2 separate regions of the Homo sapiens genome follow, and region 2 is linked to region 1. A link is an interaction called in ENCODE POLR2A ChIA-PET data of the cell type or tissue named here. Cell type or tissue: Caco-2. All regions are shown on one strand. Links, peaks and the distances in the headings refer to the core of each region. The heading gives the core; the rest is flanking DNA.

Region 1 (13,057 bases), core at 3,432-11,431:
CTAAGTGCTGGGATTACAGGCGTGAGTCACCGCGCCCGATCTTGAATGCTTTTTCTATGCCTGTATAATAAATACTAGTAATGATAGCTGACATTTATTGAATCCTTACTTTGTACCATGCTCTGAGTATTTTATATATGTTATCTGGTTTGATCCTTTCAAACCTGTGAAATAGCAACAGTTATGATGCCCTTTACAAATACACTTTCATACATGTACACTACATATATATTTATAAAATTGAGATGAAAGTCTGTGATACGCTATTTTAGCCAAGTGCAGTGGCACATGCTTGTAATCCCAGCTAGTGGGGAGGCTGAGGCAGGAGAGTTGCTTGATCCCTGGAGCCGGAGATTGCAGTGAGCTCAGATAGTGCCATTGGACTCCAGCCTGGGCAATGGGAGTGAAACCCTGTCTAAAAAAAAAATAGAAAAAAAGTCTATGATATGCTTTAAAAATTTTTAATACAAAATCAAAATTTTTATATGATACAGTCTTCTGTAACAAGATTTATTTATTTATTTAATTGAGATGGAGTCTCACTCTGTCACCCAGGCTGGAGTCCAGTGGCGCCATCTTGGCTCACTGCACCCTCCACCTCCCAAGTTCAAGCAATTCTCCTACCTCATCCTCCCGAATAGCTGGGACTACAGGTGCGTGCCACCATGCCCTTCTAATTTTTGTATTTTTAGTAGAGTTGGGGTTTCACCATAGTGGGCAAGATGATCTCGATCTCTTGACCTTGTGATCCACCTGCCTCGGCCTCCCAAAGTGTTGGGATTTCAGGCATGAGCCACAGTGCCTGGTCGATTTAAAGTTTTAATCAAGTAAATAGGACATGTTTATTATTTAAAATGTAAAATACTACATTAAATTTTATGAAAAGTGAGTCCTCTGCTCCAATCCCAGTCTTTTTCCACAAAGATTAAAAGTGGATGTCTACTTTGGTTCTCCTGGTGATTATTTCTATTTCTTTATTTTATTTTATTTTATTTTATTTTTGTTGTTTTTTTGAGACAGAGTCTTGCTCTGTCACCCAGGAAAAACTAGAGTGCAGTAGTACAGTCTTGGCTCACTGCAACTTCCGCCTCCTGGGTTCAAGTGATTCTCCTGCCTCAGCTTCCTGAGTAGCTGGGATTACAGGTGCCTGCCATCACACCTGGCTAATTTTTGTCTTTTTAGTAGAGATGGGGTTTCACAATGTTGTCCAGGCTGGTTTTGAACTGCTGACCTCAGATCATCCGCCCACCTCAGCCTCCGAAAGTGCTGAGATTACAGGTGTGAGCCACCATGCCCAGCCTCTATATCTTTAAATAATATGCTTATAACTCACTCTTTGTCAATTCTAGACATTATCACTTGATTACCTATAATAAATGAGAAACTTACTAAGCCATTCCTCTCCAGCCTACTCTTTTCAATATAATTGTGGCACTACTTTAGTACCTTTGTTACTTTTGTAACTCTAAATGATATATTTAAACTTGGTCTTTTTTTTGTTAAATACATATATGCACATAGATATTTATGCTGTGTATCTGTGTGTAAATATGAATGTATGCAGGTACAGTGGAATTACATTTTACAGAGTGGTCAAAGTTAAAGTCAAATTTACCCTTGAAAAATTTCTTTTCTTTCTTTCTTTTTTTTTTTTTTTTTTTTTTTGAGACAGGGTCTTGCTCTATCACCCAGACTGGATTGCAGTGGCACAATCATAGCTTAGTGTAATCTTGAACTCCTGGGATCATGTGATCCTTCTGCCTCAGCCTACTGAGTGGCTGGGACTACAGGTGCATGCCACCATACCCGTCTAGTATTTTTATTTTGTAGGGACAGGGTCTTACTATGTTGCCCAGGCTGGTCTCGAACTCCTGGGTTCAAGTAATTCTCCTGTCTCAGCCTCTCAAAGCACTGGGGATTAGAGGCATGAGCTACCGCGCCTGGCTGAAAAATTTCTTTAAATGTCTCTCAAATAGATTATAACTAGTTTTGTTTATACAATCCTATATAATAATGTATGTAAACTATGTAACGTATCTAATAATGCATTTTTAAAATTTTTATAAAGTAATCATATGCAGAAATTAAAATACTCCAGTGTGTCTCTGCTTGGGAAAATCGAGCCCATTTATAGAGAGCCAGTTTACTGCCTGTTTCTGTTACTTATCACATTTGCCCTTTAGATGATCCTTCTGAGTTCTTCTTACTCTTTAATGTTCTCCCAATTAATTTTCAACTTATTTTCTGAGTATATAGACAAAGATATTTCTATCCTCTCTTTTTGATTGTGTAAACATTGTTTTTACTTCTTGTCAATAGTAGAGAAACCTCTGAAATAATTAGCATATTCTTTCTATAGATTTTGCCAGTATGCATTGATTATTTCAGGCTTATTTGCATTTCCTGTATGGGGACAGGATGTGGTCAGAGAGGACAGTTGCATTATTTAAATTATTTACTTCTAGGCCAGGCAAAGTGGCTCATGCCTGTAATCCCAGCACTTTGGGAGGCTGAAGCGGGCGGATCACGACATCAGGAGTTCGAGACCAGCCTGACCAACATGGTGAAACCCCGTCTCTACTAAAAATACAAAAAAAATTAGCCAGGCGTCGTGGCGGGTACCTGTAATCCCAGCTACTCAGGAGGCTGAGGCAGGAGAATCACTTGAAACCAGAAGGCAGAGGTTTCAGGGAGCCAAGATCAGGCCACCACACTCCAGCCTGGGCAACAGAGCAAGACTGTCTCAAAAAAAAAAAAAAAATTATTTCTCTTAACTCTTTTGGCTTAGTGTAGACTTGAAATTTTGGGGAATACATTTTAAAAAGTTGAAATATAGCCTATTTATAGTAAGATGGACAAGTCCTTAGTACACTGTTTGATAAATTTTTGTGAACACACTCATGTAAACTATTATCCAGATTAAGGTATAGAACATTACCAGCAGGCCAGGTGCGGTAGCGCACGCCTGTAATCCCAACACTTGGTGAGGCCAGATCATATTGATCACTTTAGATCAGGAGTTTCAGACCGGCCTGACAACATAATGAGGCCCCATCTCTATAAAAAATAAAAAAAAATTAGCCAGGCGAGGTGACGCATGCCTCTAGTCGTAACTACTTGGAGACTGAAGCAGGAGAATCACGTGAGTCCAGGATTTCAAGGCTGCAGTGAGCTGTGATCGCACCACTGTGCTTCAGACTTGGTGACAGAGTGAGACCTTGTCTCTAAAAAAGAACAATCCCCTATCCCCCAAGAACATTATCAGGGCCCCAGAAGCAGTTAATATTCATACCTTTCAATGGCAACCAGTACTTTTTTTTTTTTTATCAGAATAGTTGTTATTTTTGGATTTCTAATTTTTGAACTTAAATGGCATCATAGAATATGTACCCTTCTGTGTCTGATTTCTTTCATTCAGTATTCAGCTTTTAAGCTTCATGCATGTTGTTGCATGTAGTAGTAGTTCATTCTTTATTGTGTCCACTGAATGAATATATCACAATTTATACTGATAGAGAAAATTCCTATTCTTGTTTTGTATGACTTTTGACTAGGGCTTCTAAACAAAGGTTTTATACGTGTCTTTAAGTGGACATATGAACATATCTTTCTTTGGTATATGTCTGGGGGTAGAACTGCTAGGGCATCGGGCATGTGGTATGTTCTACTTTAGTAGATACAGCCAGTTTTCCAAAGTGACTGTACCAGTTGACATTCTCACCAGCAATGTATGAGAGTTCCAGGTGCTTCATATCTTTGCTAAAGTTTAGTATTCTCTAAAATTAAAAAGACTGACATTTTGGTGAGTATATAGTAGTATCTCATTTTCTTTTTAATAAGCTTTAGAAAAATTGACATATACGTACAGAGAAGAGTACAAGTCATAATTATGTAGCTTCAGGAATTTTCAAGGCAAACACATCCATATAACTAGCACCCAGGTAAAGAAACACATTAACAGCATCCCAGAAATTCCTCTTGTTCCCTGCCATTACTGCCCTCACTCTTACTCAAGGAATCTACTATACTGACTTAAAAAAATAGCTTTATTGTTATGTAGTTGATACACAATAAGCCACACAATTTATAATTTGATAAATTTTGGCATGAGTATGTACCTGTGAAACTAGCATCACAAGCAAGATAATGAACACATCTGTAAGCCCCCAGAGTTTTCCTGTGTGTCCTTATAATCCCTCTCTCCCAGCTGGCTTCTTCATTTAGCATTAACTATTTTGTAGTTTATGTTGTTGTGTGCATCAGTATTTCATTTCTTTTTATTGCTGTGTAGTATTCCATTGTATGGATATACCACAGTTTATCCATTTTCCTGTTGATGGACATGTGAGTTATTTCTGTTTTTTGAGTATTATAAATAAAGTTGCTATAAACATTTGTGTATGGATAAGTGGTTTCATTCCTCTTGGGTAAGTGGAATGGAATGGCTGAATCATTTTTAACTTTTTAAATAACTGCCAAACTGTATTCCAAGGAGATTGTTCCCACCAGCTGTGTATGTGAGTTCTAGGTGCTACATGTCTTCCTCAACACTAGATATAGTCTTCTTAATTTTTGATATTGTGATAGATGTGTAGTAGTATTTATTGTGGTTTTAATTTGTATTTACCTAATATCTAATGATGCTAAGCATCATTTTCATGTGTTTATTTGCCATCTGTATATATTCTGTGGTGAGGTGTTTGTTCAAATATTTTATTGATTTTTTTTTAAATTGGGTTGTTTGGTTTCTTAATTTTTAAAGAAACATTATTATTAAAGTTTTCAAACATATGTGAAAGTAGAACGAATGAGCGTAACAAACTTTTTTTTTTCTTTTTTTTCTTTTTCTTTTTTTTTTTTTTTTGAGACAGAGTCTCAGGCTGGAGTGCAATGGCATAATCTTGTCTCACTGTAAGCTCCGCCTCCCGGGTTCATGCCATTCTCCTGCCTCAGCCTCCTGAGTAGCTGGGACTACAGGTGCCCGCCACCATGCCTGGCTAATTTTTTGTATTTTTAGTAGAGACGGGGTTTCACCATGTTAGCCAGGTTGGTCTCGATCTCCTGACCTCGTGATCCACCCATCTTGGCCTCCCAAAGTGTTGGGATTACAGGCGTGAGGCACTGCGCCGGGCCTAGCATAACAAACTCTTATTAGCTATCACCCAGCTTCTAGTAGTATCAATACATTACAAAATTTGTTCATTTATAGCTTCCCACCTGCTATCCCTTGCTGGTTACTTTAAAAAATACTTTTATGTATACTTTTAATTTACATACCATTAATGATTCATCAATCTTAAGTATGTAATTAAATGATTTTTAGCAAACATACAAAGTTATGCCATAATCAGCACAATTCAGTTTTAGAACATTGCCATTATTCCAGTTCATCTCCTGTGGCTGTTTGAAGTCAGTCTCTACTTTTATCCTGAGCCCAAAGTAACCATCAGCTTTATGTCTCTCTAAAATTGCCTCTTCTGGACGTATCATACAAATGTAATCATATGGTATGTCTCCTTTCTTGTCTGTCTTCTTTCGCTTAGCAGATATTTTTGAGGTTCTTACATGTTTTACTATGCATCATTAATTTATTCCTTTTTATTGGTGAGTAGTGTTTCTTGGCACAGATATATAACATTTTGTTTATCCATTCACCAACTGGTGAACATTAGATTGCTTCCCATTTTCCCATGTTTCAAATTTGGTTATTAGGTATAATGCTGCCTAATAACCATATTAGTCTTTATTTAGACATGTTTTCATATTTCTTGGGTATGTACTAAGAGTAGAATTTTCACATCATTTGGTGATTTTATGTTTAACATTTTTTTGTTTGTTTTTGAGATGGGTTCTCACTCTGTTGCCCAGGCTGGAATAAAGTGGTATGATCATGGCTCACTGCAGCCTCGACCTCCCGGGGGCTCAGGTGATTCTCCTATGTCAGACTCCCAAGTAGCTGGGACTACAGGTGTGCACCACCATGCCTGGCTAATTTTTGTGTTTTTAGTAGAGATGAGGTTTTGCCACGTTGCCCAGGCTGGTCTCGAACTCCTGGACTCAAGCGATCCGACTGCGTTGGCCTCCCATTGTGATGGGATTACAGGCGTGAGCCACCATGCCTGGCCCCCGTGTTTAATGATTTTTTCTTTGTTGATTTTTTTTTTTCTTTTGAGACAGTCTTGTCAGTGGTATGATCTTGGCTCACTGCAAACTCTGCCCCCTGGGTTCAAGAAATTCTCATGCGTCAGTCTCCTGAGTAGCTGGGATTACAGGCACGCACCACCACTCCCAGCTAATTTTTGTATTTTTAGTAGAGATGGGTTTTGCTATGTTGGTCAGGCTGGTCTCGAACTCCTGACCTCAAGTGATCCGTCCTCCTTGGCCTCCCACCATGTTTAACTTTTTAACAAATGATCAAACTGTTTTCCAAATTGACTGTATCATTTTGCATTTCTGCTTTGCATTGTGTTTGCATTCTCGTTTTGCAATGCATGAAGGTTCTAGTTCTAGTAATGTCCTAGCAAATACCTGTCATTGTCTGTTGTTTCTGATAATAACAATTGTAGTGGCTATAATCAATCATTATGAATGGTGCCACTGTGAACATTCTTATATGTATCTTTTGGTGACTATATGAATGTGTTCTATTGGGTATTTACCTAAGGAATGGAATTGTTGTGTCATAGGTTATGTGTTGTTCAGCTTTAGGAAATATCATGAAATGGTTTTCTCAGGTGATTATTGCAATTTACAATCCTGTGAGCAGTGAATGAGAGTTGTTATTGCTTTAAATCCTCACCTATACTTGGTTTTGTCTGTGGTTTTCATTTTAGCCTTTCTGGTGAATATATGATGGTAAAGAATTGTGGGTTTGATTTGCACTTTCCTGATGATTAATGAATTAGAGGAACTTTTCATATCTTGATTGGGCATCTAAATATTTTGTGTTATTAAGTGCCTGTTAAAGTCTCTTGTTGGCTTTTCTCTTATTGATTTATGGTCTTTCTTTCCCTGCCTCCCTCCCTCCCCACTGTCTGTCCGTCCATCCTTGGGACAGGGTCTCACTCTGTCGCCTAGGCTGGAGTGCAGTGGCGTGATCCTAGTTCACTACAGCCTCGAACTCCTGAGCTCAAGTGATCCTCCTACCTCAGCCTCCCAAAGTGCTGGGATTACAGGCATGAGCCACTGTGCCTGGCCAGTTTTACTATCTCTTTATACGTTCCAAATTTGACTCCTTTGTCAGATGTATGTATTACAGATATCTCTGTAATCTCATGTGGAAATGTTTTGTTTGATAGCTTTTTATCTGTTAATGGTTTCTTTTGATGAAAACAAGTTTTTAATTTTAAGGAAATATATTTTTTTTCTTTTATATTCAGTGCTCTCTTTATGTCCTACTTAAGGGTATATTGCTATCCTAAAGTCCACCTTGAGGTGTGTTATGCAATGTTCTGGAATTTTTATTGTTTAATATTTCACATTTAGTTCTATGGTCTTTCTGAAGTAAATTTTCGTATGTGATATTGTATTGGGGTGAGGATTTCATTTTCTATGTGGATATTCAGTTGAAGCATATTTTATGCTTGCACATATGCTTGCACATATTTTATACTTGCACACATAAGTCCTTGCACATACAGAGTTTTATTCTATGATATTATGTAGTCTTGCAAGCATATTTTGTGCTTCCTCAACTGAAAATCCATATAGAAAAGTTTATTTTTCTATATGGATTGAAAAGTTTATTCCCCCTGACTGCACTCCAGCACTGTATTGAAGTGATATTTTGTGGCACATTAGTTAACTGTGTATGTAAGTCTGTTTCTGGACTTTTTATTCTAGTCAACTGACCTATCTTTGAAATATTTTTTTCCCGATATCACACTGTTTTAAGTACTTTGTCTTTATAACAATAAATCTTGATATCTGTTCGTTTAAGATCTTATACTATTATTGCCCTTTATATTTTCTTATAAATTTTAGAATCAGTTTGTTAATTTCTCCCATATGCTGCCTGATATTTTGATTGGACTTGGTTTGAATCTTTAAGTCAATTTAGGGGGAACTGATATCTTAACAAGTCTTCTAGGTACTGTGATTACAGCAATGCTCAAAAAAGAAAAAAAAATCCTTGCACATGTACAGTTTTTATTATTTGATTTTATGTGGTCTTCCAGTTAAATATATTAACTTCTTTCTCTTCAAAGCCACTTATATGGCATTATGGCCAACTGGAAAAGAATGACTTTTATAGAAAAAGAATAATTTTATAGAATTATTACGAGGAATGTATATTGTTATCCTCTGTGCAAAGGATTGATTGACTAAAAAGATTGAGCGTTTGTGAGGTTTACAGAGCATACAGGTGAGCCATCCTAAAAGAAAAATATTGTGAAGGAAATTAATTCAAGTGGGATTGATCGTATGACAGCAATTTGGAAAATTTTATCTCAAGCACATGCAAAGTAAACTTGTATTACCTCTTTAGGGCGATGTTAGAAGAAAGAAAGAAAATAATATTGCAAAACCTTGCTTATATAATTGGAGGAATTCAAGCAGTGAACTTTTTCAAGTTGCTTGGTAGTTTCAGTTTCCTACAAGAGTATTAATGTTTTATTTTTAAGTATGGTTTGTGAAGTTCACTTTGTAATTCTCCAGAAGTAACAGATGTATTGCATATCTGTTTCTACAAATGACAAATGTATCTGTGAAAACAGAAGTCATGTAAGAATAACTGAGCAACATTAAATATTAGGGAACAATCAAGTCTAGCTTCTGACTGCAATTAGCTAACCACTGAGGTGTTGGTAAAATCATTTGCAGTACTCAAACTGAAATTGCTACAGGCAAGTGCTGTGTATTAAAGTACTTCCTGTAGTCTTTGGCAGAATGCTGCTAGTGAAGGAAGGATACAGAAGGTTACTGTGGCTGGAGAGAAGGAGCAGGAAAACATTGTGGACTTTAAGGGCGGCTCCTTGCTTAAAGACAAACACAGAGTAAACACAGACATGTTGGCAAATACCCTGTGGTATTTATACTGTTGCACCTAAAATTTTTTGCTATTTTTACTCTTTTAAGAAATAAAATTATGAAGACTTGGGCATACTATACAAGAAGTTAGTGTTATGTGCATGTGGTGGGGGTTCTTTTTTGGTGAATTTCATCTGCATAGAAACTTAAAAATGTAGCTTAATTTAGCGGTGTGTGGTTACTTTTCTGTCTAATGCTATTAGAGATTAATGGTGAATATATTTGGAGCTTTTCTTTCTGCCAATCTTGTCCTATAGAACAAATAAGGAGACAGGATAACTATCACAATAGGACGTCCACCAGGGCAAAATTGAGTATTATTTTCTGTGTCCTGTTTTGTAAATTACTTTTTAAAATCTTACTGTTTATTTTTATTTCATTTTTCCTTATCTTATAACAGTGTTTAGAAATTCATATAGAAGGAAGAGCAGATGGAGTCCTCTCCTGAAATAGTTGGTACAGTTTGATTTTTAAGTTTTTAAAAACTTCATTAAAGGAAGTTTTAAAAAACTTCATTAAAAATTTAATTAAGTTTTTAAACTTCATTAAAGAAATGGTGGCTATAATTAAATGTTAGTACTCTTGGGGACATAGATTTGCTAGTAAGTTTCACTTTTTCATGGCTATTCGGTAGCACATCTCGTAAAGGTGTTGAGAGGAAATCATTGTTGATGCTGATCCCCATTATTTTCCTCCCCAAACCTTCTGTTTCTATTAATTAATTTAGTGGTTAGGCCAGGATAAAACAGAGTGGAGAGAGGGGAGAATTCATACTAGATCTGTGATTTTGAACCTTTTGTGTGTGAACATGCCCGTTTTTATTTTGGCTCCTTTTATACAGGACATAGTGGTCTGCGTATGTCTTCACTCATTTGTTGTTTACCTGGTCCCACTGGTTGAGTTTGAGTCCCCTGCCCTGACCGCTGATCAAAAAATAAGATTTTTTATAGGCACCTCTGTCTTAACCTCTCTATATCAGTTTATGCTGTGGACTCTTTCTCTGTATTTTGGGTTAAAGAACATATATTAAGATCATGTGTCAGGCACTGTTCTAAGCACTTTACATAGATTAACTCATTTATGTTTTCCCTATAACCTTTGAGGGATACAGTAGTTACTGTTATTCCCATTTTATAATTGTGGACACCAAGACAAGAAACCTGTGTTTCACTCTGTCCATTTCCCTCCCTTCAAATAATCTACTACTGGACACTTTTTTTTGTCTTTTTGTTGAGATGGAGTCTCATTCTGTCGCCAGGCTGGAGTGCAGTGACATGATCTCGGCTCACTGCAGCCTCTGCCTCTCAGGTTCAAGCGATTCTCCTGCCTCAGCCCCCCGAGTAGTTGGGACTACGGGCACACACCACCATGCCCAGCTAATTTTTTTTTTTTTTTTGTATTTTTAGTAGAAACAGGGTTTCACCATGTTGGCCAGGATGGTCTCAATCTCCTGACCTCGTGATCTGCCCGCCTCGACCTCTCAAGGTGCTGGGATTACAGGCGTGAGCCACTGCGCCCAGTCCTGGACACATTTTAAGAGAGACATTGGCAGTCTGAGGTGCATCCAAAAGATGACCAAAGTTGGTGGTGGGGTTGGAAATCATGCTTTTTGGGAAAATGGTCAAAGAAGCTGCATTATTTTCAACAGCCTCCATTATAGATTTCATGTGTATGCACGTGAATTGAATTTGACTAGTTTTTGTAACTCTGAAGTGCAAAACTAGGAAGAGGGAGTAGAGAGATCAGGATGACAGAAGGTATTAGCTAGTTAGAGCAGCTCCAGAATGGAAGAGACTGTGTCTTCCAAAAGTGTTCTTGTAAAATAATTGGTAGACCATCTTTTAGTAATATTGTAGGAGGCATTTATGGAAAACATTTTTCTCCTTAAAAGATTTTGTTTAATGTTTCCAATTGCTTGTGGAATTGGACAAATAAAACATGTGTAAAGGCCCTTCCCATCTGAAGGATGCCAGTTTGCAACTTCTGCTTTAATTGTTCTAGGTTTTACTTCTGAATCAAACTAAATTCTTAGTTTTCAGACCACATTATTTCACTTCCAGCAGACTGCTTTTACTGAGGTATGCTTAAACCTCACTTAACTAACCACTGAGGTGTTGGTTAGTTATTAAGTGAATGGTGACGCTCTAAGGTCACCATTCACTTAATAACTTGTTCAATTTCTTTTTTTTTTTTAATTTGACATTTAGGCCGGGTATGGTGGCTCACGCCTGTAATACCAGCACTTTGGGAGGCCAAGGTGGGCAGATCACTTGAGGCCAGGAGTTCGAGACCAGCCTGGCCAGCATGGTGAAACCCCATCTCTACTAAAAATACAAAAAAATTAGCCAGACATGGTGGCAGGCGCCTGTAATACCAGCTACTCAGGAGGCTGAGGCAGGAGAATCGCTTGAACCCGGGAGGTGGAGGTTGCAGTGAGCCAAGGTCGTGCCACTGCACTCCAGCCTGGGCGACAGAACGAGACTGTATCTCAAAAATAAAAATAAAAATAAAAAACCCTGACATTTATCAAGTATCTACTTTACGACTGGCGTGATGCTAGGTTCTAGGGATGTCAAGAGAAGGTTGGGATATATAGGCTGTTTAGTGCTGGAATGTTATCAGTAAAACAGAGTGGTATGAGATGAAGCTGAGGAGCAGACAGGGCCTATGCCATATAAGAGGCTTGTTAGAAATAGCCTTATGAAATAGACTACACTTATAGGGATATTGTTCTGGAGATTGCTTTCCATGTCATTAATAGACCATTATATGAAGGCTAGGAACATCTTTGTTTACCCTATATTTTCTTCTTGGGACAATGAAATTCTTGTTACTGATAAGTTTCCTTTTTTACTTTTGCCAGAAGTTCTTGTGACTGATAAGTTTCCCTTTTTACTTTCGCCACCTGGAAATTCAGTTGAAAATTCAAGCCCATGTATGTGCATTCTAACTTTCTACCTGGTCTTGATCTATTACTTCATGTAATTTTCTGTGACTCTGTTTTTTTACATATTTAGTTATTGTTTTATATATAATCTGATAAGTGATTTAGATTCTTTGTGGAATGAGACCAATGTATCATTTATGAATCTAGATGTTTTATTTGCCTTGCTGGTACCCAGAGTCATTTGTTATTTGTTAACCTGGGTCTCTTGCTTTTCTTCAATTCTGGAAAGAATTTAGTCATTTCTGTAAATATTGCTTCTTCAACATTATTTGTATCTATCTCTTTTTAAAGTTTTAATTGTTGTATCTTGGATCCTCTTAATCTATTTTCCATGTCTCTTGGTTTTTTCACATATTTTTAATTCTTTGCTCTTTGTGCTATGTTCTGGATGAATTAACCAGTTTGAACTTCCAACTCACCAATTGTCTATTTAACTGTGTCTATTTGAGGGTTTTATCTTATCCATTGCTTTGTTAGTGATCATATTCTTTCTAGGATTTTTGGTTCTTTTTAGAGATGTGTGTATATATGTATGTATGTATATATGTTCTTATACCAGTTTTTTTTCAGTTCTGTGTGTTTTTGTAATTTCTTATTCTTTTAAAATTAGAAATGATTTTTAAATTTCTCTTTGGATAGTTATTTTGTAGTCTTTTTTTTTTTTTTTTTTTTTTGAGACAGAGTTTTGCTCTGTCACCCAGGCTGGAGTGCAGTGGTGTGATCTCTGCTCACAGCAACCTCTGCCTCCATGGTTCAAGTGATTTTCCTGCCTCAGCCTCCCGAGTGGCTGGGACTACAGGTGCATGCCACCACGCCTGGCTAATTTTTGTACTTTTAGTAGAGATGGGGTTTCACCATTTTGGCCAGACTGGTCTCAAACTCCTGACCTCAGGTGATTAGCCCACCTTGGCTTCCTAAAGTTCTGGGATTACAGGCATGAGCCACCATTCCTGGCCTTTTTTTTTGTTTTTTGGAGATGGTTTTGCTCTGTCATCAGGCTAGAGTGCAGTGGCGAAGTCATGACTCACTGCAGCCTCGACCTTCTTTACTTAAGCCATCCTCCTACCTCAGCCTCCCAAG
Region 2 (13,057 bases), core at 1,828-9,827, 75 kb after region 1:
TGAGAGACCCAGATGAGAGAAAGTAGAAACAGTAATTTTAGACAATTCTTTCAAGGAGTTTTTCTATAAAAGAGAGCAGACATTAGGGTGGCAGCTGGTGAGAAATGGAGGTTTGATGGAGATTTTTCAAATGGAGATATTATAGCATGTTTGCTCATAAGAATGCTCCAGTAGAGATGGAAAAACTGACATTGTAGATTTTTGAATTGATATTCTTGAGTGAGAGGTTGTGTAACATAGTGTAAATGTGAGGAGTTGGCCTTCAGAGCACAGGTAGTTCGTGCAAGTAATAGGAGGATTGGCATAATGTATGGGTGCAGAGACAAGGAGTTTGGCAAATGTGGTGGGAACATGTGGACATTGCCTTCTGATAGTGCCACTGTTGGCTGAAAGTGTGGTCGTATTAGAGGTTTGAGAAGAGAGAACTTGGGAAATAATTGTGTAGAAGGGTGGGTGAAGAATGGATTAAGGAAATGTAGTACCCTTGCTGGGTAGCACTAAGGGGTTACTAGCATTTATTTGACATCAATTTAAAATGCTACCAGGCAACGTAATTATCTTTTTCTCCAGCCACATTCTGCCATATACTTTGATGTGATGTAAACAGTTTTAGATTTAACCAAGGTAGGAGCTTGTAGGTTATAAAGGTGGAAAGAGAAAGAGGCAAGGGTAAAAAGGGCATACATAAGGGAGTGATTATAAGGATAGACCATGAAACCTAAGCTGGGTAATGAACTGAAAAGGGAGATTATGAGAGGGGCAAGAGACAATGGAAAGGGGGTAGGACCAAATGGATTGTGGGTTCTTATAGGACTGAGTAACTGTTAGAGTCAGAATTCTAAAGGGTTTGAGTAGAATCAGGAGGTGTTAGTCAGAAATCAGAAGATTGAACTTGGGATGGGAGCAAAGCAGTAGTTATTAGTAATGGCAGAATCTAGGTTATGACCATGGAGGTGCTATTTCCTGGTGAGTAGCCTTAGAAAAATTTCACAACCTTCTGAGCCTCAATTTTCTCCTCTGTAAAATGGGAATAATACCTATCTTACAGAATTACGATGAGGATTAAATGATATGATAAATGTAAAATACATAACGTAGTACTTACCATGTGATATGTAGAATGGCAAAGTACCGTATATGCTTGATATCCTTTTTTTTTTTTTTTTTTTTTTTTTTTGGAGTTGGAGTCTTACTCTCTTGCCCAGGCCGGAGTGCAGTGGCACTATCTCGGCTCACTGCAACCTCCGCCTTCCAGTTCAAGCGAGTCTCCTGCCTCAGTCTCCTGAGTAGCTGGTGGGGTTACAGGTGCCAGCCACAACGCCTGGCTAATTTTTGTATTTTCAGTAGAGACGGGATTTCACCGTGTTGGCCAGGCTGGTCACGAACTCCTGACCTCAGGCAGTCTGCCCACCTTGGCCTCCCAGAGTGCTGGGATTACAGGCTTGAGCCACCACGCTGGCTGATACTTTTCTTATCCTTCACAATTGCTTCATATGAAACCTGGTGAAATAAAATTTTTACGCCTGTAATCCCAGCACTTTGGGAGGCCGAGGCGGGCGGATCACGAGGTCAGGAGATCGAGACCATCCCGGCTAAAACGGTGAAACCCCGTCTCTACTAAAAATACAAAAAATTAGCCGGGCGTAGTGGCGGGCGCCTGTAGTCCCAGCTACTTGGGAGGCTGAGGCAGGAGAATGGCGTGAACCCGGGAGGTGGAGCTTGCAGTGAGCCGAGATCCCGCCACTGCACTCCAGCCTGGGCGACAGAGCAAGACTCCGTCTCAAAAAAAAAAAAAAAATCACTCTATGACCTATGATTATTTTTCCTTAATTGGAATGAAAAACACCACTACCATTGGGAGTACCACTATTATGTTAACAAGAAGTGCTTCTATTTGTTACAATTCTGCTGCTGTTACTATGTATTCATTTAAAAGAATCTGTGTATCATGAATTTTCATATCATTTGCATTTAATTTTTAAAATAGCCCTGTGAGGTAAGTGGTGCAGGTATTTTTGTTATTTCTCCATTTGCCAGTTGAGGAAATGAAAGTATAGTGAAGTGTGCTACTTATGATTATTTTGTTAAAACTAGAACTTGAACTTAGGTCTTCTGACTGGTGACTGAATTCTGTGCTTTTCATGGTATATCAGTGTTCAGGATATGTTTCCCTGCTATAAATCTGCTAAACTCTAAAGGTCTCTTTTTAAACTATCTTTTTAATGAAAGGATTTGTCTTTTTATTGTACAGTCTTCATAGTTAATACATTCATCCATTCATTTATTTACTCCTTCAACATATATTATTGTAACCATTCTTTATTTGCTAGGTCCTTGCAATAGCAAGACATACACCCCTGCCTTCATGGAGCTTTCACTATAGTGAGAGGGACAGATGTTAATAAACAATTACATTAAAATATTTATAATTAAAAGAAAAGTGCTGGAACCAAGAACAACTAACAAAGAATAACTTGATTGAGTTTGGGGGTTGGCTTGGTGGTGACGGTGAAAGACTTCCCAAAGGAAGTTACATTTAAACTGAGACTGGAAGGGCAAACAGCTATTAACTAGGAGAAGGGATAAAGAGAAGAGGGTGTTACACTGAGAGAAGAACATGGATGAAGGGTATCTCCCTTCCTCTCTTTCTTCCTATCACAATTTATAATGGTTCTTTTTCATTTTTTTTATTATTTTAAAATGTATTTTAAGTATAAATTAATAGTTACAAATCATAGTACTGAATTTTTCTCTCAGTACATTCTTCAAGAAAATCAATTGTTGGGACTGCTTAGGAGGGAGAGCCTGTGGTGAGTTTACATTGCAAGTTCCATTGGTTGTCATGCAGTGAGGCCATGGAGAGCATTCGTTTTGCTGCTCTTAACTTCATCAGTGCTTTTATGCTGACAGTTTTTGCTGGTGCAACACATTGAATCTTTCCAAAGGAATAGTGATACACCTCTGCCTAAATAATGACTATTTCCATCTAAACCGATTCATCTGGTATATTACATGAACAAATTTGTAAGACTCCATGGTTGAAAACCATAGTTTATCAAGTTTTTTCCTTTACTTCTAACTAAGATAGGGACCCAGGCAATTTTTCTTTTTCTTGCTTCTACACTGTCATCTGTTGACCACAGTGAGCATTCTGTATAGCATTTAGTCCCACATGTTGCTGTGGTTGAAAATCGATATGGATTTCCCACAAAAGGGAAATCTCAGGAGATGAATATTATAATCTATCAGAATTTCACTTTAAGGACTCATTTTAAAAAATAAAGCATTGCCATTGTTATAAATTATCGATTGTGTTTATAAATAGTGTAGGAGCATGCTAGAATTGACTAAGGCATTTAGCAAGTAGGAAAGAAGGTTGAAGAGGAAGTTGGCTAGAAAAAGCAAAGGATTAATAATTCTTTGACTTGACTGAGATTGCTGAGCACATTTATCAAGCAAAGGTGATGGCACTTGCTTGGAATGAATCCAAAGCACAGTGTGATGCTAAGCATTGTTGTAACAGGGAGACAGATGTAGAGCCACACTATTATAGATTTCTTTTGTCAGACAAAATAGACTTTGCAAGCACATCAACAGTTGTTCATGATATATTTTTCCAGCCGCGTCAGTTTATATAAGAGTAAAATGATGTCGTTGAAAGACAATGTACTATATATACAGGTACCCAATCTTCGTCTTGTATCTCAGTAGTGCCACCTTCTTCTTATATGACCTAAAGTGATACTCTAAAATCTCTCTGGGCCTCAGTTACCTTATTACTAAAATTAGGAAAATAACTTAATGAAGTAATAAAACTTGATATTCATAATTATGGCCCTGTGACAGCAAAAGACTTGGAGAGTCTGAAATATTCACTAATTTTTATAGTGTTAGCTTTGTAATTCTTGTAGCACTTTACTCCATTATTAAGAATAACTAATGAATCAGAACTCCCTATTGCTGAGCTATAAGAAGAATAGAGTATATGCCATGTTGCTTGTTATGTGTGCTGACATATTGCCTATAAGCCATTATAAATACATTAAAGAAGACATTCATTTATTCTGTCAGTGCTGCCCTGTGAGCAAAAGGTTAGCCAACTTTTTCTTCCTGTTCCCTGCCTAATGCTTTTCTATCCCTCTTTGAATTTAGGAGCATGTATCCCGTTTGGAAATCTTTTCTCGAGGGAACAATGCAGGTAGCCCAGTCTCGGATGAATATATGTGAAAACTATAAAAACTTCATTTCTGAGCCTGCAAGGACAGTGAGAAGCTTAAAAGAACAGCAACTAAAAAGGGTATTGTTTTTATTTCTGTTCTTATATGCATTTTAATATCCCAGTGCTACATTTATAATCTGCAAGGTTATGCTAAATTTTATTTAAAACTATATGGTCCCATATGTTTCTGGTTGACATTTTACTAGGATTTTCTGATTTCAACATGTTCTCATTAAGTACTATGTTTTATTAACTGCTAAAAATGAATGTAATTCAAATCCATGGACGTTCAAAAAGCTCAGTAAATACTTTTTAGTAATACCGCTTTTCGGCATAATTCAAGTACATAGATCTACTTAGTTTCACAATATCGGTATAGTTTGATGTGTATTAGAATAGTTACAAGGTTATTAATCCCACTAGTTCTTGAAAAAAGTTTACATTAATTTGTCTTACTTTCAACTTGACCCATTTTGTATAATAATTTAAAGGAAATTAACACATTTTGACTAAACATAAAAAACTTACTTTAAAAAACCTGATGGACTCTAAACTTTAATTATATGGGTTACACATGAGTAAATGTTTTCAAATGGACATATTTTATTACACAGAAATAAAAAATTCATAGGAAAATGGCATTGCTTAATGTGACTTTTTAGAAAAGTTGGCTGTTGAAAATAGGTGATTGAATTGTGTTCTTTTGGAAATAGAGTTACAAAAATTGAGATTATCATTATACCTAATAAGTAATTAAAATTTTCTTGTGGAAGTATTAATACTTTAGAAAATATTAAAGTAAAAGAAAGAAAATATTAAAGTAATTATTTCGGGAAATAATATTTTAGAAGCCATCCAGTGTTTTGATTCTAATTGTCATTAGGATTTTCAGAACATTTTTACAAACACCTTTCCCACCAAAAACCCCCCAATTTTCCGTTTGCCAAAGATGATTCTAGTAGCATGAAATCAATATGTTAGATGTATATGTGTCTTTATGTAAAATGTTAATTTCTTTAGAGCACTCACCTAATATTAGTCAGTTAAACATATTTGTATAAGAATGCCTGTGTTTTATCTTTGCCAAAAAATATCTCTTTCAAAACAAACATAGTGAGTAACCTATGTGATCACTGGCCAGTGATTTTGAGTTGGAAGAAAGTGTGTGTGTGTGTGTGTTTGTGTGTGTGTGTGTGTGTGTCTGATTGTGCAGAAAGAGGGTGTAAGGTAGGGGCAGAGAATTAATACTAGTATAACTTCCCAACCAGGAGGAAATACTGCATTTCAAATTTCCAGTGCATTCATCAGATCTAATTGAATTACTGCCACCTTACTCAATATCAGAATATTTAGAGAGTTTAACTACCTCTGGTGCTTTTCTCTTCCATTGATGAAGTAATCTCAGACCTGAATTTAACTGACATTCCTGGGCAAAGAATGTTTGATAAGGCCGGGTGTGGTGGCTCACGCCTGTAATCCCAGCACTTTGGATGGCCAAGCCGGGTGGATCACCTGAGGTCAGGAATTCAAGACCAGCCTGACCAATATGGTGAAACCCCATCTCTACTAAAAATACAAAAATTAGCCAGGTGTGGTGGCGTGCACCTGTAGTTCCAGCTACTCGGGAGGCTGAGACAGGAGAATTGCTTGAACCCGGGAGGTGGAGATTGCAGTGAGCTGAGATCGTGCCACTGCCCTCCAGCCTGGGTGACAGAGTGAGACTCTATCTCAAAAAAAAAAAAAAAAAAAAAAGAATCTTTGGTAAGATTCAACAAATGCTCATGTCTGTGAATTAACTTGTTTTATATTATTGCTGATGATCTATGTTACATCTAAGCAATTGTTAAATATTCAGTACATATTGGGTATACCTGTCAGGACTCTGAGATAGCAAATGAAAGAAACCTCCTTCAAACTGCTTTAAGCCAAGAAGGGAATGTATCTGCTTGTATAACTGAAAATTGAAGGACTTCAAGCATGGGTGGATCTAGGGGTTCAAATGATGGTATTAGAATTCAGACTTTCTTTCCATCCATTAGCTCTGCTTTTCTGAATGGCTTCACTCACTAACAACTCTCTCCACATGGTGACCCCCAATGTGCCAGATTTATAAATCTTAAAGGTAGCAATCCCAGATTTTTCATTTTCCCAAATGACCAGAATTGTTTTGCATAGCAGCTGCATCATTTGGCATTCCCACCAACAGTGCACAAGGGCTCCAATTTCTCTACAGCCTTGCCAACATCTGTTATCCTTTTAAAGAATAATAGCCACCTAACAGGTGTGAGGTAATTAATATTTTATTGTGGCTTTGATCTGTATTTCACTGATGGTTGGTGATATTAAGCAATCTAATATTTTTTATTATCAATTTTTTCCTCCACTATTAGCTTCTTACTTTTTAAATCCTATATTCTTTTAGTAATTACCTTAGAGATTATAATATCCCTCCCTAACTTATTACATTACCTTGAATCATTAATCTTACTATTCCCCAATCCTTGTTCCAAATTAACTTTTTTTTTTTGAGACAGAGTCTCGCTCTGTCACCCAGGCTGGAGTGCAGTGGCATGATCTCGCTCACAGCAACCTCTGCCTCTTGGGCTCAGGTGATCCTCCCACCCCAGTCTCCTGAGTGGCTGGGATTACAGGCGTGTGCCACCACACCTGGCTAATTTTATTGTATTTTTAGTAGAGACAGGGTTTCACCATGTTGGCCAGGCTGGTCCTGAACTCCTGACCTCAAGTGATCTGCCTGCCTCAGCCTCCAAAAGTGCGGGGATTACAGGCATGAGCCACCTCGCCTGGTCCAAATTAACTTACTACAATCTACCTTGAATTAGTATTTTACTACCTCATGAACAATATAAAAATCTTCTAGCAAGATAATTCCATTTAACTCTCATTTATGACTTTTTGGCTGTTAGACCTTTTGACTCTGTTCATGTCTTTTCTACTTTTTCAGCATTTTGTTTTCCACCCTTTTTTCTCTGTGTACTTCAATCTGAATATTTAACAAGTTTATTAATATACTGTTCTACTATTTTGAATCTGCTTTAAAAACTCATCTTTTGGGGACGGGAGTGGTAGTTCACACCTGTAATTTCAGCACTTTGGGAGGCCAAGGTGGAAAGATCATTTCAGTCCAAGATCAGCCTGGCCAACATGGTGAAATCCCGTCTCTACAAAAAATGTAAAAATTAGCCAGGTGTGGTGGTTCATGCCTGCAGTCCCAGCTACTTGGGAGGTTGAGGCAGGAGGATCACTTGAGCACAGGAGGTAGAGATTGCAGGAAGTCGAGATCGTGCCACTGCACTCCAGCCTGGATGACAGAGGGAGACCCTTTCTCAAAACAAAACAAAGAAAACCTCATATTTTGGAATCTTAATGTACTTTTCAGTTCCAGGATTTTTATTTGACTTTTAAATACTACATTCCATATTTCTGGTACAGTTCTCCATGTTTTTCCTTTATCCTCTTAAACATGTTACTACTGATCTCTATTATATAATTTCACTATCTGAATTACTGTAGGTCTCTTTTAACCGCCTGCGGTTTTTCTTGATTTTTGGTTATTTGGGTCTTCTGTTTGATTATGACTCACAATATTGGACATTGTGGATAAAAACTGTAGAGGCTCTGGGAAGATGTTATTTCCAAAGAGGGTTAAGCTTTCTTCTGGCAAGTGGATAGAATGCTATTAGATCACCTTGATTCTGTTAGGATCTCTGGTTTTAGGCTTTTTAGGGCTATTCTGTTTCACTTACTCCTAGAGTTTTAACTGAAAATATAGGGTGCTTACCAAGACCCTTCTAATTTGACAAGACTTGAACTCTAACCTTTGTCTTCTCAACATCGTGTAGCTGCTCTGATGCTCTGATCTCTGCTCACTCTTTGGCCTCTCGGCTATAGTTCTCTACTGGATTTCTTGGCATTTTACCCAACACCTGCTTTTTAGAAGTCATCTGTTAACCCAAGGGGAAATTGCATACAGATTTTTGGACTTGCTTTTCTGCAGTACCCCTCTTTCTAGACCCTTACCTCTCAAGTTCCTGTTCTTTTGGCATCCCTAAACTCCAACCTCTGTCTCCCCAGTCTCGTAAAAATGCCACTTTCTGTTTCTGTCCTATTTCTTTATACCATGATTCAACAAATGCCCTAAGGAAAAACATTAAGTTGAATTTAAGACTTACCTTGGTGTATTCCTCTTTTCCTGGGTGTCTTAGTCCTTTAAGTCCAGTGTGTGGTGGTGGTCTTTAATGCTGGCAGTTTTTTAAAAATGTATTTTGTTCAACTTTTACACTTTCCAGTCTAGAGAAAGGTAGTCTGATCCAAGTTGTTCTGTCATGATCAGAACCAATCTGACTTAAAATTTTTCCTCTACAACATTTTAAAGTTCATGTTTTTTTAAAGATTTTCTCTAATTTGACTATTTTCTTTTATAATGCTTGGAAGATAAACACAATTGTATTACAATTATGCAGAGCCCCAGTTTATAATGAGGATTATGAGAATTATTACATTTTTCAAAATTATTTTCTGTATGCTGACATTTGCTTAAAAATTAGAATGAGAGCTACAATAACTTAAGGCTTTTTGCCATTCTTATGTTTACTTAACCATACTTTTGTCCGTATCTTTCACATTTATACTAGAGTTTACTTACCATCCTTGAAATATTGTGGTTCACATTTGTATAACACTTTAGAGTTTGCAAACTGCTGCCATATCCATTATAGTCACATTTGATTTTTACACAACCCTGATAGTATTTAAGTATTATTATTTTACAAATGATAAAACTAAAGCTAAAAATGTTAAAGAGACTTAGGTAGTAAATAACAGAGTGGGAACTTGAATATACTACTACTTCCTAATTCCAAATCCTGTACAATGCTTTTAAAACAAAGCTTAATATTGAAACAGGTTTATAGAAAAATACATGTAAATGCCTTCACCATAGTAGACTACTTAATTCTCTTACTCCTTTTATCTTGCTCCTTTTATCCTCATTCTCCCAATTTCCTAATTAATTGTTCATGTTTCTACATAACCTTTATGTTTATTATTTTTTATTATTTTGTGAATTTTCCATTCTGCTTTCTTTAATTATACAACTGGGTTTGGACATTACCCTTAAGTCTACAGTAAAAATTAACTTTTTAAATTTTTTTCTTAGGATAAATTTCTAGGGCATTATTACTGGGTTAGAGAACCTAATCATTTGTAGGACTTCGATGTGTTGGCCCAGGTTACTTTTATTTGTATTCTTATATTCAAGTTATTAGCAAGTTTATTATTGTGTCTCTGTCATACTCAGAGACTATACTTTTAACTTCTTCCTTTTTTTTTTTTTTTTGAGACAGAATTTTTCTCTGCTCTGTCACCCCTGCTAGAGTGCAGTGGCATGAACACGGCTCACTGTGGCCTCAACCTCTTGGGCTCAAGTGATCCTTCCACCCCAGCCTCCCAAGTAGTTGGGACTACAGGTGCTTGCCACCACACCTGGCTGATTTTTGTACTTTTTTTTTAGAGATGAGGTTTCACCATGTTGCCCAGGGTGGTCTCGAACTCCAGGGCTCAAGATATCTGGCCGCCTCAGCCTCCCAAAGTGCTAAGATTACAGGTGTGAGCCACCGCACCTGGCCCAGTTTTTGGTTCTTAATATCAAAATTGTAGCCATGGAGCCTGCTTTTAGCTCTTCACACCTGCAAACACAGCATTATTAGAATGTTTAGCACTTCTTTATGGGAGTGTCAGGTTGTCATCTTGTCATTTATTAAACAAAAACTTTGTATTTGATAAGTACTATTACAATTTAGGGGGAAAACAGCTTTTCGTTCTGCAAGATAAAAGCTTACTTTTAGTTTATATGTAACAAAATACTATTCGGCGATAAAAAGGAATGAAGTACTGACACCTGCTACAACTTGAATGAACCCTAAAAATGTTTTGATAAGTGAAAGAAGTGAGAAACATAAGGCCACATATTATTTGATTCCATTTGTACTAAATATCCCAAAAAGGAACTCCATAGAGACAAAAATAGATTAATTGTTGTTGGAAGTGGGGAGAAATGGGGAGTGACAGCTAATGGATACAGAGTTTCTTTTTGGGGTAGGAAAATGTTTTGGAATTCAAGCAGAGTAATGGTTGAACAACCTTGTCACCACTGAATTGTATACTTTAAAAAGGTGAATTTTGTTGTATGTGAATTATATGTCAATTTTTTAAAAGCTTTTAAGATAAACTACATCTATAAGATACAGTTTGCACTATATCTTTTTTTTGTTTTGTTTTTTGAGATGGAGTCTCGCTCTGTCACCCAGGCTGGAGTGCAGTGGCATGATCTCGGCTCACTGCAAGCTCTACCTCCTGGGTTCAAGCCATTCTCCTGCCTCAGCCTCCCGAGTAGCTGGGACTACAGGCGCCCACCACCACACCCAGCTAATTTTTTTGTATTTTTAGTAGAGACGGGGTTTCACCGTGAGTTTACACTATATCTTAAAACATGGTCATCACAGAACTAGGGTACACACTTTAATGGGTTCCATAGTAAATGGTATCATCACATCCTTGCCGTGTGACTCAGAGTAAATTATTTAACATCTGAGTCTATTTTCTCATCTTAATGGGATCACTGCTACTACTACTACTGCTGCTGCTGCTACTACTACTACTACCTTTTTCATAGAGTCGTTTCAAGGACTAAATGTGATAATACCTGTAAAGTACGAAACATAGCACCTGTGCAGTGCCCACAAGGGGTCTTTTTAGAAGTAATAAGCATTCAGACTCCCTTGGCTCTCATAGGCCACACCTGACAAGAGGTTTACTGAGAAGGACAGAGTACAGGAAACACAATTTGCCAGTAGGGAAGCATCTAGCATTAATGGAAATAATTCTCCCACTATTGTATGTCTCGGTCCACATAGCTGACCAGTTATTCTGTTTGGTCCTCCAAGTGACAGGTCTAGGACAAGGGAGTGAGACACATTTGCAGAGCCAGCTTTAGCCCCTAAAGGAGACTAAAATTTTTTACAACAACTCTATAGACAGAGCTTCCAGTGTCCCTGTAAGGGACATGTCCGGATACACCGTACTCACAGAAGCCCAAAGCCTGGCTTTTCTATCCGATATTTATTTATTTATTTATTTTTATTATACTTTAAGTTTTAGGGTACATGTGCACAACGTGCAGGTTAGTTACATATGTATACAGTGCCATGTTGGTGTGCTGCACCCAGTAACTCGTCATTTAACATTAGGTATATCTCCAAATGCTATCCCTCCCCCCTCCCCTCACCCCACAACAGGCCCCAGTGTGTGATGTTCCCCTTCCTGTGTCCATGTGTTCTCATTGTTCAATTCCCACCTATGAGTGAGAACATGCGGTGTTTGGTTTTTTGTCCTTGCGATAGTCTGCTGAGAATGATGGTTTCCAGCTTCATCCATGTCCCTACAAAGGACATGAACTCATCATTTTTATGGCTGCATAGTATTCCATGGTGTATATGTGCCACATTTTCTTAATCCAGTCTATCATTGTTGGACATTTGGGTTGGTTCCAAGTCTTTCCTATTGTGAATAGTGCCACAATAAACATATGTGTGCATGTGTCTCTATAGCAGCATGATTTATAATCCTTTGGGTATATACCCAGTAATGGGATGGCTGGGTCAAATGGTATTTCTAGTTCTAGATCCCTGAGGAATCGCCACACTGACTTCCACAATGGTTGAACTAGTTTACATTCCCACCAACAGTGTAAAAGTGTTCCTATTTCTCCACATCCTCTCCAGCACCTGTTGTTTCCTGACTTTCTAATGATCGCCATTCTAACTGGTGTGAGATGGTATCTCATTGTGGTTTTGATTTGCATTTCTCTGATGGCCAGTGATGATGAGCATTTTTTCATGTGTCTGTTGGCTGCATAAATGTCTTCTTTTGAGAAGTGTCTGTTCATATCCTTTGCCCACTTTTTGATGGGGTTGTTTGTTTTTTTCTTGTAAATTTGTTTGAGTTCATTGTAGATTCTGGTTATTAGCCCTTTGTCAGATGAGTAGATTGCAAAAATGTTCTCCCATTCTGTAGGTTGCCTGTTCACTCTGATGGTAGTTCCTTTTGCTGTGCAGAAGCTCTTTAGTTTAATTAGATCCTATTTGTCAATTTTGGCTTTTGTTGCCATTGCTTTTCGTGTTTTAGACATGAAGTCCTTGCCTATGCCTGTGTCCTGAATGGTATTGCCTAGCTTTTCTTCTAGGGTTTTTATGGTTTTAGGTCTAACATTTAAGTCTTTAATCCATCTTGAATTAATTTTTGTATAAGGTGTAAGGAAGGGATCCAGTTTCAGCTTTCTACATATGGCTAGCCAGTATTCCCAGCACCATTTATTAAATAGGGAATCGTTTCCCCATTTCTTGTTTTTGTCAGGTTTGTCAAAGATCAGATAGTTGTAGATATGTGGCATTATTTCTGAGGGCTCTGTTCGGTTCCATTGGTCTATATCTCTGTTTTGGTACCAGTACCATGCTGTTTTGGTTACCGTAGCCTTGTAGTATAGTTTGAAGTCAGGTAGTGTGATGCCTGCAGCTTTGTTCTTTTGGCTTAGGATTGACTTGGCAATGCGGGCTCTTTTTTGGTTCCATATGAACTTTAGTCTTTTCCAATTCTGTGAAGAAAGTCATTGGTAGCTTGATGGGGATGGCATTGAATCTATAAATTACCTTGGGCAGTATGGTCATTTTCACGATATTGATTCTTTCTACCCATGAGCATGGAATGTTCTTCCATTCGTTTGTATCCTCTTTTATTTCATTGAGCAGTGGTTTGTAGTTC

Evidence for each region. Peaks named below come from ENCODE experiments on the same cell type or tissue, not always from the same donor. Only the 100,000 strongest peaks of a DNase experiment are listed, where the experiment ranks them.
Region 2: POLR2A ChIA-PET joins it to region 1 with 13 read pairs; 2 of 35 experiments call an interaction of 5 or more read pairs at or near these places.

The regions. Positions count from the first base shown.
Region 1 is chr11:73,068,905-73,081,961 of GRCh38, reverse strand. All of the region lies in intron 3 of FCHSD2 (FCH and double SH3 domains 2), which reads left to right. Among named protein-coding and RNA genes, the nearest start is that of FCHSD2, 67 kb to the left of the region's middle. In Caco-2, for the core only: no CTCF peak of the experiment used is centred there; no DNase peak of the experiment used is centred there.
Region 2 is chr11:72,992,230-73,005,286 of GRCh38, reverse strand. It overlaps FCHSD2 (FCH and double SH3 domains 2), which reads left to right. Exons shown (of 20, transcript NM_014824.3): 5 at 4,153-4,297. Among named protein-coding and RNA genes, the nearest start is that of FCHSD2, 140 kb to the left of the region's middle. In Caco-2, for the core only: no CTCF peak of the experiment used is centred there; a DNase peak (open chromatin) is centred at 5,706.